5 separate regions of the Homo sapiens genome follow, and all the other regions are linked to region 2. The links are chromatin contacts, found by Hi-C or POLR2A ChIA-PET in ENCODE. All regions are on one chromosome and are shown on one strand. The core of a region is the stretch at or near the end of the contact, and the rest is flanking DNA. Distances in the headings are between cores, read along the strand shown.

Region 1 (2,700 bases), core at 44-2,543, 1.1 Mb before region 2:
TGTGCTCTCCTGGAGCACTGGGTGAGCTGCTGGCTCTGACATCTGCGGATCTAGGGGTCCATTTGTTACAGTGAATAAGCCAGAGTTTGGGAACAATGATCTTCACTTCCAGAATGCCTACAGTAGAAGAAGACGGTAATCATAAAAATAAACAATAACTATTACAATAATAATTGAGAGGTTTATGTGTGCCATGTACTACACATCTTAACTCATTTAATACTTGCAACATTCCTGTGAGGTGGGTGCTATTATTTTCCCCCACTCTAAATATGAAAAGACAGGCACTGACAGATTAAGAAATTTGCCCAAGGAAGGTTCCTAGCTGAGCCAGGATTCAAATGCAGACAGTCCATTCCATGTTTTTAACTTTACATCAGAGTTCAGACCTTGGCCCTGCACCCTGCCAGGTATAACCTTAGGCAATTTACTTAAACTTTCTGTGACTTAGTTTTCTTTGTTGTAAATGGGTATCATAACATAATATTCTATTTTACAAGCCTCTTTAAGAATTAAATGAAATAATACATTTAAAGCATGTTGTATGGCCCTGGCACATAATTGGTACTGAAAAATAGTGACCGCACCAGGGATATCTTGTGGGGGGGGGGTGTTAATCCCCCACAATCTGCATCACCATCCCTCAATCTATACCTCATGAAATGTGCTTGCCAGGCAAATGCAGCTCAAAATAAAGTCCTACCCACCACCTTCCAATCAGATCGCTACCCCTAAACTCCTCCTTTAGAAATGATAAAGATACCACTGTCAATGATTGATACTACTCACTACATGTTGTCATGTTTATTAGTAGTACTAAAGCCACAGTATAAAAACGACATTGAAATAGAAGGACCTCGAACCAGGCACTCCTTTTGGAACATAGAAGGCTGAGAAGGCTATAGATCTTTCTGAAAGATCAATTCATTCCTGTTCAAATTCCGCCTGGCCAGGAGTGGTACCTGCTGAATCCTGGGGTTATGTTTCCTGAGTCCCTCCTTCTCACTTGTGTATTTTGCTGCAGGAGATAAGCTGTTTTCCTGGGCTCAGAGTGTGTCCCTGATCTAATTGTGCCCTCTTTGTCCCAGGCACCGGGGTCACCACCTACGCAGTGCACCCAGGCGTCGTCCGCTCTGAGCTGGTCCGGCACTCCTCCCTGCTCTGCCTGCTCTGGCGGCTCTTCTCCCCCTTTGTCAAGACGGCACGGGAGGGGGCGCAGACCAGCCTGCACTGCGCCCTGGCTGAGGGCCTGGAGCCCCTGAGTGGCAAGTACTTCAGGTGTGTGAAGGCAATGCGGTTCTCTCCACCACCTGTGTGCATGGGAGGTGCCGGACTCGCTGGGCTGTTCATCCTGAGAAGCTGAGTTTGTGCCTGATGATGCAATCCAGGTTTGGGTTGGGCCTGCAAACAGAATGCCGTTGCTTTGTTAAGGAAACTTACAGTACAAACTTATGTGTTGGGAAGAGTTGCTTTTCTGGCTTTATTTTATACTCGTGTGCCGCTTTTCCATGAAAACTTTGCAGCTTTCTGAAAGCTTTTAAAGAAGACTGTCGCTGTTGGTTATGCCATGGAGATCTGGATCGTTTTTCTCCTTCTTTAAGCTTTTGGCTCACTTGATTCATGAATTTTTAAATACCAATTAGCACAAAGTGCTAGGGGAACGTCCTCTCTCTTCGGTGTGAACTCTGTCCCTCAATGCTGCCAAGATTGGCACTATCTGTTGAAATATAGAAGTAGAAATTTTAGTGCTGAATCTTATCATGAACTCAATGAGCAACTAGAGTCTGGGAGTAAAGGGAAGCCCAGGGTGAAATCTCTTTCCCATTCCATGACAGAATCCAGCCCTGTCTGCTCTGTTGTCCCGCTTTGTTCAAGGCTTTTCATCAGTGCAGTATTTATTCCGTGAAGCACTGGAAATAGTCTTAGTGTCTGATGAGAGGGGAATGGATAAGTGATAATAGCTAATGTTGCTTGAGTTTTTATAATGTGTTTGGTACTCAGTTCTGAGTGTGTAATGTGTATTAATTCATATAATCATCACAACCCTGCGAGGCAGGTAATATTACCCCAAGTTTTCACATGAAACTGAGGCGCAAGATAATTAAGAAACTTGCTCAAAGTCATATAGCTTATAAGTGGTAGATCTGGGATTTACGCCCTGGCAATCTGGCTCTAGAGCTGTGCCATTCAGTATGGTAGCCACTAGCCACATGTTGCTATTGAGCACTTGAAATATGGCTAGTCCAGATTGAGATGCACTGTAAGTGTACAGTGCATACCAGATTTTTGAAGACATACAGGTTGAGCATCACAAATCTGAAAATTCGGAGTCCGGAATATTTCAGTAAGCATTTCCTTTGAGTTGCATGTTGCTGCTAAAAATGTTTTGGATTTCAGAGTATTTCGGGTTTTAGATTTTTGGGGTTTGAGATGCTCAGCTGGTAAGTACAATGCAAATATTTCATAATTCAAATAAATGTAAAATCCTAAATACTTCTGATCCCAAGCATTTTTTTTTGAGATGGATTTTCACTCTTGTCACTCAGGCTGGAGGGCAATGGCTTGATCTTGGCTCACTGCAACTTCAGCCTCCTGGGTTCAAGCGATTCTCCTGACTCAGCCTCCTGAGTAGCTGGGATTACAGGTGCCCGCCACCACACCTGACTAGTTTTTGTATTTTTAGTCGAGATGGGCTTTCAC
Region 2 (2,700 bases), core at 84-2,583:
CTGGCAGCCGGGCTGGCAAGTGGAGTTTGGGAATGTGCAGGGAGGGAAGGAAGCTGAAAAATTCAAACTTTTTAAATGCTACTCTTCAGCTCCTCGGCGTCCCTGCACCCCAACCCTGCAGCCCTGGGGCGTTGGCAGCTGCACCAACAGGAGCAGCAAGCTGGGAAAACAGAGCAACATGACCCGACGTGTTAAGAGAAGGCAAAACACTTCAGCAATTAAAAAGTAGCCCAGCAGCTTCACCCTTTCAAATTGGGAGGGGGAGGTTGGAAAGAAATTTAACAACATCCATAGACTTTTGCTATGTACATTTAAACCGCAGTCCTGGAACATTCCGAGTTTAAAACTTGCTTTTTCAACACTGGCTGACAAGCAACATGTTTTAAGGAGCCCCCCATTAAATCCTTACTCGCGGGACTCTCGAGTTCAAGCCAGCATTTTGTCGCCACCTCCCCCCCCAACCCCGCCCGCAATCGATGAGCCGCAATGCCTCGGCAACACAGGTAAGCGGGTCAACCTGAATGCCTCTTTCACCCCAAAGTTTGCTGCACGATCGGCTATCGCGGGAAGAAGCCCAACGGAGCTAGGGCGGACTCAAGCCCCACTGCAAACTTGTTCTGCAACATCTTTTTGAATCACAACTTGGCCTTTCTTCCTCGCATATCCCCAGCTCCCCCCAAAGAGTGGAGGAAAACATTGTCCCGAGACTCACTTCCCCGAGGGACCTCCCACTCCCAACCCCACGGGTGGGTAATGCCGCTGGACAGACCTAGGGCGCAGACTGGGAACCCGATCAGACCAGCAAACCTGGGATCCAGCAGCACGTTACGTAAAACAGGATCGCCCAAAACTTGTCCCAATCCCAGCCCTCCCCCCGAAGCCCCCGGGCTGCCCTGCCAGGCAAACTTCGCCCCTCAAAACCCTGGCCTCCAGATTCACATGTAATCCCCGCCAGCAACTGTTGAAACTCAAAGGGTGGGAAGGACGGGGCCAAATTCCTTCAAACTTGGGAGAAATGCCGGAGGAGAAAAGAATCATCTCGCTGCACCACTTTCCCCATTGCCTTCCAAGACCCAAACTTTTGGGGGTTCTTTCTTAAGGCAAAAGAAAAAGACTTTTTGAAAAGCAAATGCTCCGCCCCCCTTTACCTTGCATAAAACTTCGCTCAAGTCGAAGATGGTGGCAGACACGAGGGTGGTGGTCATCCTGTGCGTTCGCGCGAGCCAGGGGCGAGGATCTGGTGTGTCGCGAAGGTCCCGGTGCGGGGAAGGCGCAGCCTCTCCTGTCTGGAGTCCCACACGCCAGTTCCCGGCGCCCCTCGCCTTTCTGACTCCGGGCTGGGGCGCGCAAAGCCCAATTTATAAAGTTCAGATTTGGTGGGCCGGGGGGAGGAGGAGCTTTAAACTTATTTAAATGAGGAAGAGGAGGAAAAAGAAGTTGATTGACACTGGAGTTGAATCAGCCATGCGGTCAGGCGGGGAGGGGGGGCAGGGGGAGGAGAAGAAACTTTCAAAAGGAAGAAGGGGGAGGGGAGACGAGAAAAGAAGGCGGAAAAAAAAAACCCCACTGTGAGCCGCGCACAACTTTTTTTTTTTTTTCTTTAAGAGGAAAAGTTTCAAGTCGGCTGACTTCCCTACCCGGCGCTTCAGGCGCCCCCTCTCCGGGGCCGCGCGGGCGCAGAGCGGGAGGGGCGCGCCCCCTCCTTTGTCAGCCTCAGAGCGCGGCTGTGACGTCACTCATTCCACTCCCTCCGGGGTTCTTGTTGTCATGTTGTTGTTTTTTGTTGGGCAGGAAGGCGGGCTCGACTTTCTCTTTTTGCCAGCGGGAGCTGAAGCCCGTCCTTAGCGCCCGGGCCGCGGTTTCCATCTTGAGCTGGCGGTCTCCTTGAAACTTCCCCAAGTGTCTGCACAACTTACCTTTTCCCGACTTCTCTTCGACACTCGGCTCCCTTCGGCAAACCGGGCAGGCCGAGGACATTAGAAATTTGGGACGCACAGAATGTTCAAGCCTAGGATTTTATGTTGCTGTTTTTTTTCCAGCGGGGCGTAGGGTGGGGCGCGCTGCTGGGGGGACTAGGGAAACTTTTTCCCCAGGAGGACATGGTCTGGCGGGGGCGAGCGCGGCACAATTTAGTGCGCCGCACGCGTCGACACTCGCGCTCGCTTTGCAGCCGGCGCTCTCCGGGTGTGGGCGGGTGGGGGGCGCCGCAAAAAAAGACCACAACCCGGGACGATTGTTTGTTTTACCAGGCCTAGGCGTGCCGTTTCTTTTCACGCATCCAATCTTTAAACTTTTTAGTCAAGAAAACCCTAATCCTTCCTGAATGCCCCTTCCTCCCAGAAAAAGCCCACCGAGCAACTCACTACTTTCCACGCGCGCTCCGAATTCTGGGCGGCGCCACAACCCTCCCTCCTCCTCCATCCTCCCCACACACACCTCAAGACTCTAGAACAATGAAAAAAGGTTACTTTGGTAAGAATGAAGGTAAAGAGGTGGAGGGAGGCGGCACTTTTAACTTATTGTTGCTTCTCTCTCGCCCCCACCGGAGTGGAACATATGGCTTGTCACGCTGCGCCGTTTTGGCGGGAGGTGGAGAGGGGGACATGGGAGCCACGAAACCGAAGGGCCCGCAATGGAGCATGACTCCCTTGAAAATGATAAAATATATACTGTTAGGTTTGGATGCCGCCCACCCAAATA
Region 3 (2,700 bases), core at 27-2,526, 1.1 Mb before region 2:
ACATATATATATATATATACACACATATATTTTTTTTTTTTCCAGAAAAATCCCTCTGGGGTATGAGCACTATTTTCAGTTCTGGTTCAACTTTTCATTGAGATTCTATGTGGATAAGAGGATCTTGTAGTGAAAAAAAGATAAAAAGCAGTGTTTTCATCTGAGTGTGAGAAACCATGTGTGCCTAGAGGTGGGAGAACTGAGTGTTCAGAAGGCAGAAAAAATATAACTGGAAGAGGGGCACCAGAGAAGGAAGAGAAAATAAAAATAAAAGAAGGAAAGTAGGTGACTGTGGTAAGAAATGACTGTGATCTGGCCTGGCTTCAAGTTCTATTGGGACTAAGACCGCCCACCTGGGGAAGGAGTGTGTCTGTCTATTCAGTCACTGGTCCGTCACCACTGGTGATTTACTTAGAACCAATAAGCAGGCTGCCGGTTTTACAGCCCGCTGCTGATTCACTGGGGCACTTGGCCAGCCTTGGGCTGATTGATCTATCACCTGGTCAATACCTTCCCACCATTCTCCCAGCCCTCACCGCCCCAGTACCCTAGCTCCTAACTCAGATCCCCCGTGCTCCTGCTCGCAAGGCAGGATAGAGCTCATAACCAAACACTCTTCCTTTTCACTTTTCTCCTTTACAACATCCGCCCACAGAACAAGCGATTGTAACAGCAACGAGAGAGCAAGGATGGGGCCGCAGATGTTACGATTGCTATCAGTTTCAGAGGGCGAAATGTGGAATCGCTCCTTTGTACCTCGAAGGCTGGTTTAAGGCGTGGGGAATAAGGGGAAAACAGCGTCGGGCCATATCCCATTGAAGAGTCCGAAACTCAAGCGTTTGAGGTAGCCTTACCCTCGGGATTCCCTGGAGCCAGAATCAGGGGGTGCTTAGACAAAAGAAAAACAGGCCAGGGAAAAGCAGTGTGCCCCGGACTGCCGCCCTTTCTCACCGCCTGGGGTCTCGGGTGTCCTCCTGGCACCCAGGACAGCTGGACCTCGCCTCCAACCCACCGAACTCTGGGCTCCGCCATCTTGGAGCCCCCCCAGGGGAGTTTTCCAAGAAAGCTTTGGTGGGGATTCTATGTTTCCCTCCCGCCCCGCAACAAGAATTCTCAAGAGAAGGCAATACATTTGCACAGACCTGATTTGGGGCGCAGCCATATACAGAAGGAAGGGCAGAAGGAGGAGCAACAGCGGGAACATGAGCTCAACCATCTCTGCCGGCTGCAGCGGCACCAGAGCGGGATGCTCCAGCGTTGCTCGCCGACTATGGCTTCTCTTTCTAGACACGCCCCAATTCAAATTGCGACAGCCCGGGGAGCAGACCTTCTGGGAAATGTAGTCCAGAGCTTGACAGCCTCAGGCTGGCTACGTGGGAGCGCTGCCGCCAACGCTGGCAGAAGTTGAATTATACATCGCTAATCCCCAACCATCTAGGGCTTAGGGCCTGTGGGATCATTCACCCAGCTCTCAGTTATTTTTTCTGCCTTCTGAATACTCAGTTCTCCCACCTCTAGGCACACATGGTTTCTCACACTCAGATGAAAACACTGCTTTTTATCTTTTTTTCACTACAAGATCCTCTTATCCACATAGAATCTCAATGAAAAGTTGAACCAGAACTGAAAATAGTGCTCATACCCCAGAGGGATTTTTCTGGAAAAAAAAAAGTATACACTATAGGAATAGTACACTTATTCCTATAGTGTACTAGGCACCGCGGTGTTTGTGAAATCTCTGCAGTCCTCTATCTCCCCAGACCCAAGTCCAGTGCCTGGTTCAGTTTTCCCCAATCCTGGTTAGGCAGTTACCGCACTGTTTCTCCTGGAGATCAGATGTTGGCGTCTGGGAAATGAAAGGCGGATTAGACAGGAGAGGAGCGGTCCGAAGTCTGACAGTTGGGAAGGTGGGGGAATGTAAACCCTTCCTCCTCGAGGATTCCTTTTTCCAGAGAAGAGGAAGCAATAAGTCCTTGAAGACATTCTCAGGAGAATCACTTTATTGTGTCTATCTTGAATTATGGTGGCAACTATCATGATTTTTCTAGTGTTTGAGTGTTCATTGATAATAGAATATCGTCTTCCTGATGGCTTGGGTCACATACATTAACTCCCAGGGTAGCAATGAATATCTCAGATTGGCACAGTTGGTTTTGCCAACTCGTGAAAGTATTTAATCCTGTCTTGAATTAAGGCCATGAATATGTTCTCTGTGAATAAATAGGTTCCCTGTTCAATAGTTTCTTTCATCTGAGGCCTATTTCCTGGGGGTGAAAGTGGAGGGTGTTTTAACCAATCAATATCTGTCTGTGATTCCTTAATTGTACCCAGTAATATTTTCTGGTCCTTTTGCATAATTTCCATTTGGTTAAAAGACACGGGTTCCAATGAACTAATATATTTTATAGCAAATTGGAGAAGAGAGGGTTTCCTTCACACAATACTAATTCCTACCAATTTAACATTAGATTACCTAGCAATCATCACATTTTGTCACATTCTCATTATTGTGTTACCTAATATTTGTATTGGGTTTTATAACTTTATAAAAGCCTTTCATTTGTTTTGTTCCTTATTCAGTCATTCACGCATTTGACAAACATTTATGGCATTCCTATAGTGTACTAGGCACTGTGCTGATGTCCAGCAGGAAGCCAGGAACACATAATCTCTGCTCGCCCGGAGTTCATGGACTGTCAG
Region 4 (2,700 bases), core at 1-2,500, 1.2 Mb before region 2:
CATACGGTTTAGATAGTTAGATAGTTTCCTGCAATTAGGGCAGTCTTAATTCTGCATATTTCTATGCTAAATTACCATGCTCTGAAACACGCTTTGACAGCAAAAAAGCGAATGGATGCAGTAATGGAAACAATATCCAAGTTACAAAAATAAATAGCCCTGCTGTACTTAGCTCTGATTAGATCACTTCTGGGATAATACATTCAATTCAGGCACTACATATGAAACTAGAACTTATCCTGAAAATTAGGATAATTCTTTTTATTTGAGAGCTGTCACAAAGTTACTGCATTTAACCCTCACAATATCATGAAGCTGGTATGGCAGGCATGAATTCTATTTTAGAGATGTAGAAAATTGAGGCTCAGAGAAAACAGGAATGAATCTGGAAATTGAGCACAGCTATCACACACGTCCAAAATTTCATAAACCTTTAGAAAGTACTTGAAATTGGGGAAGGGTTTGGGAGGAGGGAGGGTTAAAAAACTCCCTTGAAAAACAGAGATTAGGAAGAACTATAACACTCTATCTATACACACAGATAAACACACACACTTGTGGAGGCAAAGACAGTTTGTGGAAGTCTACGTAAAGTATTGTTAGCAGTACTACTTTGAGGAGCAGAAGGGATGGACGAGGAAGACCCACTTAGTAGTTCCTTGAACTCTTGGAATTAAATTACTGCGCGCCTATACTACATAGAACACATGGCAGTTAAAGTTTTAGGCCGTCGCGCAAGAACTAGATGTATGCTGAGTGAACCCACGGAGCAGAGCACAGCCACGGAAGGGGAATGTACTATCCAGGAGCACACATTTCACTAAACGTCATTTAAAGAGCTGTCCAGCAGCGGAATATCGTCCCCAGAACCCGTGAGTTCCCGCCCTCCTGTCCTATCACTGTAGGAGGGGCCGACCAGAGGTCCGGGCTCGACCAAAGACCCCAAAGACCCTCCCAAAGCCGAACCCCCTCCTTCGAGCGCGGGGAGGGGCCGACTTGCCATTACCTCGCAGAGGGTGAAGAGTCCGTAGGCCGCCAGCCACACCGTGCAGGTGACAGCGGTGAGCGAACGCAGCGAGAGCCGAGGGCAGCTGAGGCAGAATTCCCGGCAGGACGGGGAGTAGTAGCGGCGCTGCAGCGCCAGGCGGCCGCCGCAGATATCCGAAAAGCTCCGCTCATCCTCCATGACGCCCCCACTCGGCCGCCCGCACCGCGCGGCGCTGCACTGCGCTCGCCGGCCCTGGCCGTCTCGCCCGCTCCAGACCCGCTTCCGGCAGCCGCGTCACCACGCCCCGCCCTAAGCCTGCGCAGCCTCAGTTGCGCGCCGAGAGCTCTGCTGGGGGCTGATGGTTGTGCGTTCTTCCGGGCCGGCCTTGACTGTCTTCGAAAAAACCTCGTCGGGGCAATAGTTAAGTGGAAAGATTAAAATCGTTTTTAGACCGGGCGCGTTGACTCAGGCCTGTAGTCCAGCACTGGGAGGCCAAGGCGGGAGGATCGCTTGAGCCTGGGAGGTCGAGGTTGCAGTGAGCGGAGATCATGCCCCTGCTCTCTAGCCTGTGCGAGAGAGCAAGACCCTGTCTCAAAACAAACCCACAGTTTGTTTTTGTTTTGAGACGGAATGGCGCGACGTCGGCTCACTGCAACCTGCTTCCCCCGGGTTCAAGCGATTCTCCTGCCTAAGCCTCCTGAGTAGCTGGGATTACAGGCGCGCGCCACCACGCCCTGCTGATTTTTGTATTTTTAGTAGAGACAGGTTTCACCATGTTGGCCAGGTTGGTCTCAAACTCCTGACCTCAGGTGATTCGCCCGCCTCGGCCTCCCGAAGTGCTGGGATTACAGGCGTGAGCCACCGCACCCAGCCCAAACCCACAGTTTTAATCATGCTTTTGCTTGGCAAGCCGATTTCTCTAAGCCAGAGTGAGCCGCAAGGAGAGCCCACGGGTATTCATTTCACTTACTCTTTTCCTGTGCCGGGTAGTTTGAGGTGCTTGAGGATGCAGCAGTGAACGATGTTGATGACAGTCTCTGCCCTCGGGCAGCTTCCTTTCTAGTAGGAGACAATATGGAAATAAGAGAGTATCGTTGGCAATACTATGCTGACTGGCAGGGATGGACTGAGGACTTTACATAGGGCAGTCAGGCGAAGTCTCTAAGTAAGAGGACACTGAGTTACAAGGGTGACGAGCCAGACAGGACTGAAGGAGCTCTGGAGGAGGAATTTGCCAGAAAGAAAGACCAGGAAAGGCAAACCCCTCGAAGTTGGAACAAGCTTGGCTTAATGAAATAATCAAAAGGCGAGAAAGGTTGGTGTGTGGGGAAAACAGTTGGAAGCTGGGGAGGCAGGTAGGGGTCAGATCCAAGAGGGTCTTGTAGGGTCTGGTAAGGAGTTTGGATTTCACTGCCTGGGAGTTCTGTCTCCCAAATGACTGCTTGGACCGTGGTAGACAGGCAAGACCTGGCTGGGAATTAAGCAGGAGCGGGAGATGCAGAAGAAATGGATAATAAAATTACTAAACTCATGAGTAATAGTGGCCTATGAGTTCCATTTTTACTTCTGATGTGGCCCAGGAGTGGCTATGTGGACTGTCAAAACACTTGTGATGGGCTGGGCATGGTGGCACATGCCTGTAATCTCAGCACTTTGGGAGGCTGAGGAGGGCAGATCACTTGGGTCAGGAGTTCAAGATCAGCCTGGCCAAC
Region 5 (2,700 bases), core at 101-2,600, 1.9 Mb after region 2:
CAATTATTTGCACACATGTGCAGATTTCCAGCTCTAGGACTTGGCCATCTGATACCTGTCTGCCCTTGTGGGTAGTGGGTGAAAATCTACTTTAGATAGAAAATCTACTTTAAATTACGCTGTAGCTTTGTTTATGTACCACATATTGTATATAGGACTCAAGATGGAAATTTTCTCCAATTCATGTACACATTGCTGGGCAAACCATATTTGATAAGTGACTTTCTAAAGAACTAGTATTTATGAGAATCCATTTTTGTCCCAGCACTGTGAGAAGCATGTAATGTGCATTAATTATCTCATTTCATCATCATAAGCGTTCCCCCAAAGTTCCTATTTAACATGGGAAGAATAAGACCCAGGGTGATCATATAACTCGCCCTCGGGCCTGTGCTAGTGAGTGGCAGAGCTCAGATTCCAGCTCAAGACTGCATCTCTAGACCCAGCATTAGTCTTCAGCCAGGGCACCCAGAGCTGGTACAATACTGTTTGCCTATTTGGTTTGGTTATGATCTATACCAGTCATTCAATATTCTTAATATCAGCTCTGTCCAGATCCCAAACTTCTTCCACTTTACTACTATGTCATTGCTTCTTGAAATAAATTTGAAAGCAAATCAAATAATTTGGCAAACTTTTGGGAAAATTTTCCCCTAGGAACCCAATGGCCATTTCCTGGGCCCATCTCACAAAGCAGTGACTAGCAAGGTATATTAGTTTCCTAAGGCTGCTGTAATATCACACACTGGGTGACTTAAAATAACAGAAATTCATTGTCTTGTCATTCTAGAGGCTAGAAGTGAAACATCAAGGTGTCGGCAGGGTTGGTTCCCTCTGAGGGCTGTGAGGAAGAATCTGTTCCAAGCCTCTCTCCTAACTTCTGGTAGCCCCAGGCACTCACTGGCTTTGTAGATAGCCGTCTTCCTAGATCTTATTGCATCATCTTTCCACTCTGTATCTGTCTCTGTGTCCAAATTTCTCCTTTTTATAAGGACACTAGTCAAATTGGATTAGGGCCCATTCTAACTATTTCATTTTAACTTGATCATCTCTGCAAAGACCCTGTCTCCAAATAAAGTGACATTCTTAGGTACTGAGGGTGAGGACTGTAACGTATCCTGTACAAATGGATACGGTGCAACCCCAAACAGTGAGGCAGCCTTGTAGAGTAGGTTCTTCCTTCTCGCTGCTGGCCCCAGATGGGTCTGGTCTTCCTTCCATTTAGCCCATGTTTCCCTTCTGTTCAGCAGGTAAAAGCAAACTATAGTGAGTTAGCTATAAGAAGAAAACCAGTGATTGCATGAACTTGTTCTTCCTTTCATCTGGTTTCCCTTTATCTCATGCCAGTGGGTGGCGTTTTGCCCTGCATGCACCAGGAAACACAAAAACAAAACAGGTGCCAGAGTGAGGAGAACTCAACATGCTTTAGCCTGAGGTCTCAGCGTGGTTGCTGGGGGGAACATCACACTTAGGATTTTCCGTCTGTGTGCATGAGTGTCGCGGGGGCTCTTTGAGTAGCTGATTCTCTATTTGCTAAACACGACCCCTCTGTGGGCCTCAGAAGGCCTGCCAATTCTTTTCGTAAGATCACACCCTAACCGCCTAAGGCTGGCAGTGGAGGAATCTGTACTTGGGAGGGGTGGTTGGAGATTTGCAGCTTCAATTCTTGTCCCCCAGATTTGCCTTTCTCTTGTAAGTTCACTGGCCACCTCTGCTATCACCCTGTTTGGCTCAAGGAAGGCTGTTTCTCCTCTAGCACTTCTTCCCACGCCTTGATAGAGGCTTGTCTTCATTCTCCACAATTTGGCTGATTCCAGGCCACTGCATTTATTCAGCCTTTTCAGAAGACCCAAAGGCCAGAAAGTTAATAATATTTCTTTCAATGGAGCCTCTAGATATGGTTGTCTGAGAGCTCAGGCCCTTTGCCATGCATCTTCCACCCTGTACCTCTTCTGCTGCCAAGTGACTACATCTTTGAATCCAAGTATATCCACAGAGTCCAGGCCAGGCTCCCTTGCCAGTCAGTCCAAAACCTACCTTTCCAACTCAACAGCCTCCTCTGCTCATGATGACTAATGGTGGAGATGTTTACTCCCTTCAGGGAAGGTCTCACCCCAGTGCCATGACTTGGGAAGACCCACATCAGAACATAATCCAATCTCTATGCCAAAAAAAAAAAAAAAAAAAATCCACACAGCAGGAATCTAATTGTTGTCTTACAGAAGCCCTCTTGATCACTGCTTTACCAGTCTGATTGTCCTCCCCAACAAAAGATACCTGACCTTGATTAATAGGGAGAAAGGAAATCCTTTTGAAGAGGAGCCAGTGAAACAATTTTGTCCTTCTATTAAGTGGCAAACATTTGTATTTAGAGGCTGTTAGATCTGAAAGGACGGTAGAGATCATTTAGTGAAATTTAGATCTCTCATTTTGCAGATGCCCAGAAAGGGAAAGTAATTTTCATAATGTTGGCTAGTGGCAAAGATGGGACTAGAATCCAGCTCTTATGATTCCTAGTTCAGTGCTCTTTAAAATACCGATGCATGCCAAATGGCAGAGTATAGAGACTGTGACATGATAATCCTTAATTCAAACAGAGACCAGGTCACCACAACATGGAGAAACACTTCTCGACAATCAGGAAATCCAAAATGACAATAAAGATCTCCCAGATGAACGGCTCTACCTTGCAAATGTGGA

Evidence for each region. A loop is a pair of places that touch in the nucleus more often than their neighbours do. ChIA-PET counts read pairs that join two places held with the same protein, here RNA polymerase II (POLR2A). Pooled maps may share reads with other maps.
Region 1: POLR2A ChIA-PET joins it to region 2 with 15 read pairs in WTC11. The contact joins the enhancer-like site here to the promoter of ZFP36L1 in region 2. POLR2A ChIA-PET finds 5 or more read pairs at or near these places in 3 of 52 experiments (H1, Panc1 and WTC11).
Region 3: a loop to region 2 is called in a pooled map, with 6 times the contacts of the local background. The contact joins the promoter of RDH11 here to the promoter of ZFP36L1 in region 2. A Hi-C loop is called at or near these places in 2 of 37 single-sample maps with no recorded cell type and 7 of 50 pooled maps. POLR2A ChIA-PET finds 5 or more read pairs at or near these places in 3 of 52 experiments (CD8-positive, alpha-beta memory T cell, PC-3 and WTC11).
Region 4: a pooled map shows a loop between it and region 2 (9-fold over the local background). The contact joins the promoter of PIGH here to the promoter of ZFP36L1 in region 2. A Hi-C loop is called at or near these places in 1 of 37 single-sample maps with no recorded cell type and 7 of 50 pooled maps. POLR2A ChIA-PET finds 5 or more read pairs at or near these places in 2 of 52 experiments (BJ and HepG2).
Region 5: a pooled map shows a loop between it and region 2 (12-fold over the local background). The contact joins the enhancer-like site here to the promoter of ZFP36L1 in region 2. A Hi-C loop is called at or near these places in 8 of 50 pooled maps. POLR2A ChIA-PET finds 5 or more read pairs at or near these places in 2 of 52 experiments (activated CD4-positive, alpha-beta T cell and activated naive CD4-positive, alpha-beta T cell).

Annotation. Positions count from the first base shown.
Region 1 is chr14:67,728,103-67,730,802 of GRCh38, forward strand. RDH12 (retinol dehydrogenase 12) reads left to right here. Exons shown (of 9, transcript NM_152443.3): 8 at 1,089-1,278. It also overlaps a transcript of GPHN not described here and a transcript of ZFYVE26 not described here. Among named protein-coding and RNA genes, the nearest start is that of RDH12, 28 kb to the left of the region's middle. RefSeq lists an enhancer at 1,091-1,721. Within about 2 kb of position 1,294, at least 5 of the 41 ENCODE cell types and tissues checked have a DNase peak (open chromatin) inside an H3K27ac peak, as active enhancers do.
Region 2 is chr14:68,791,734-68,794,433 of GRCh38, forward strand. It overlaps ZFP36L1 (ZFP36 ring finger protein like 1), which reads right to left and starts at 1,334. Exons shown (of 2, transcript NM_004926.4): 1 at 1,149-1,334. The coding sequence starts at 1,205. RefSeq lists silencers at 1,492-1,561, 1,582-1,781.
Region 3 is chr14:67,694,488-67,697,187 of GRCh38, forward strand. It overlaps RDH11 (retinol dehydrogenase 11), which reads right to left and starts at 1,277. Exons shown (of 7, transcript NM_016026.4): 1 at 1,143-1,277. The coding sequence starts at 1,216. It also overlaps a transcript of GPHN not described here. RefSeq lists a silencer at 385-444 and enhancers at 794-1,430, 1,475-1,524, 1,545-1,594.
Region 4 is chr14:67,599,018-67,601,717 of GRCh38, forward strand. It overlaps PIGH (phosphatidylinositol glycan anchor biosynthesis class H), which reads right to left and starts at 1,251. Exons shown (of 4, transcript NM_004569.5): 1 at 1,007-1,251. The coding sequence starts at 1,186. It also overlaps a transcript of GPHN not described here. RefSeq lists an enhancer at 929-1,248.
Region 5 is chr14:70,660,246-70,662,945 of GRCh38, forward strand. All of the region lies in intron 1 of TTC9 (tetratricopeptide repeat domain 9), which reads left to right. Among named protein-coding and RNA genes, the nearest start is that of TTC9, 20 kb to the left of the region's middle. Within about 2 kb of position 1,351, at least 8 of the 41 ENCODE cell types and tissues checked have a DNase peak (open chromatin) inside an H3K27ac peak, as active enhancers do.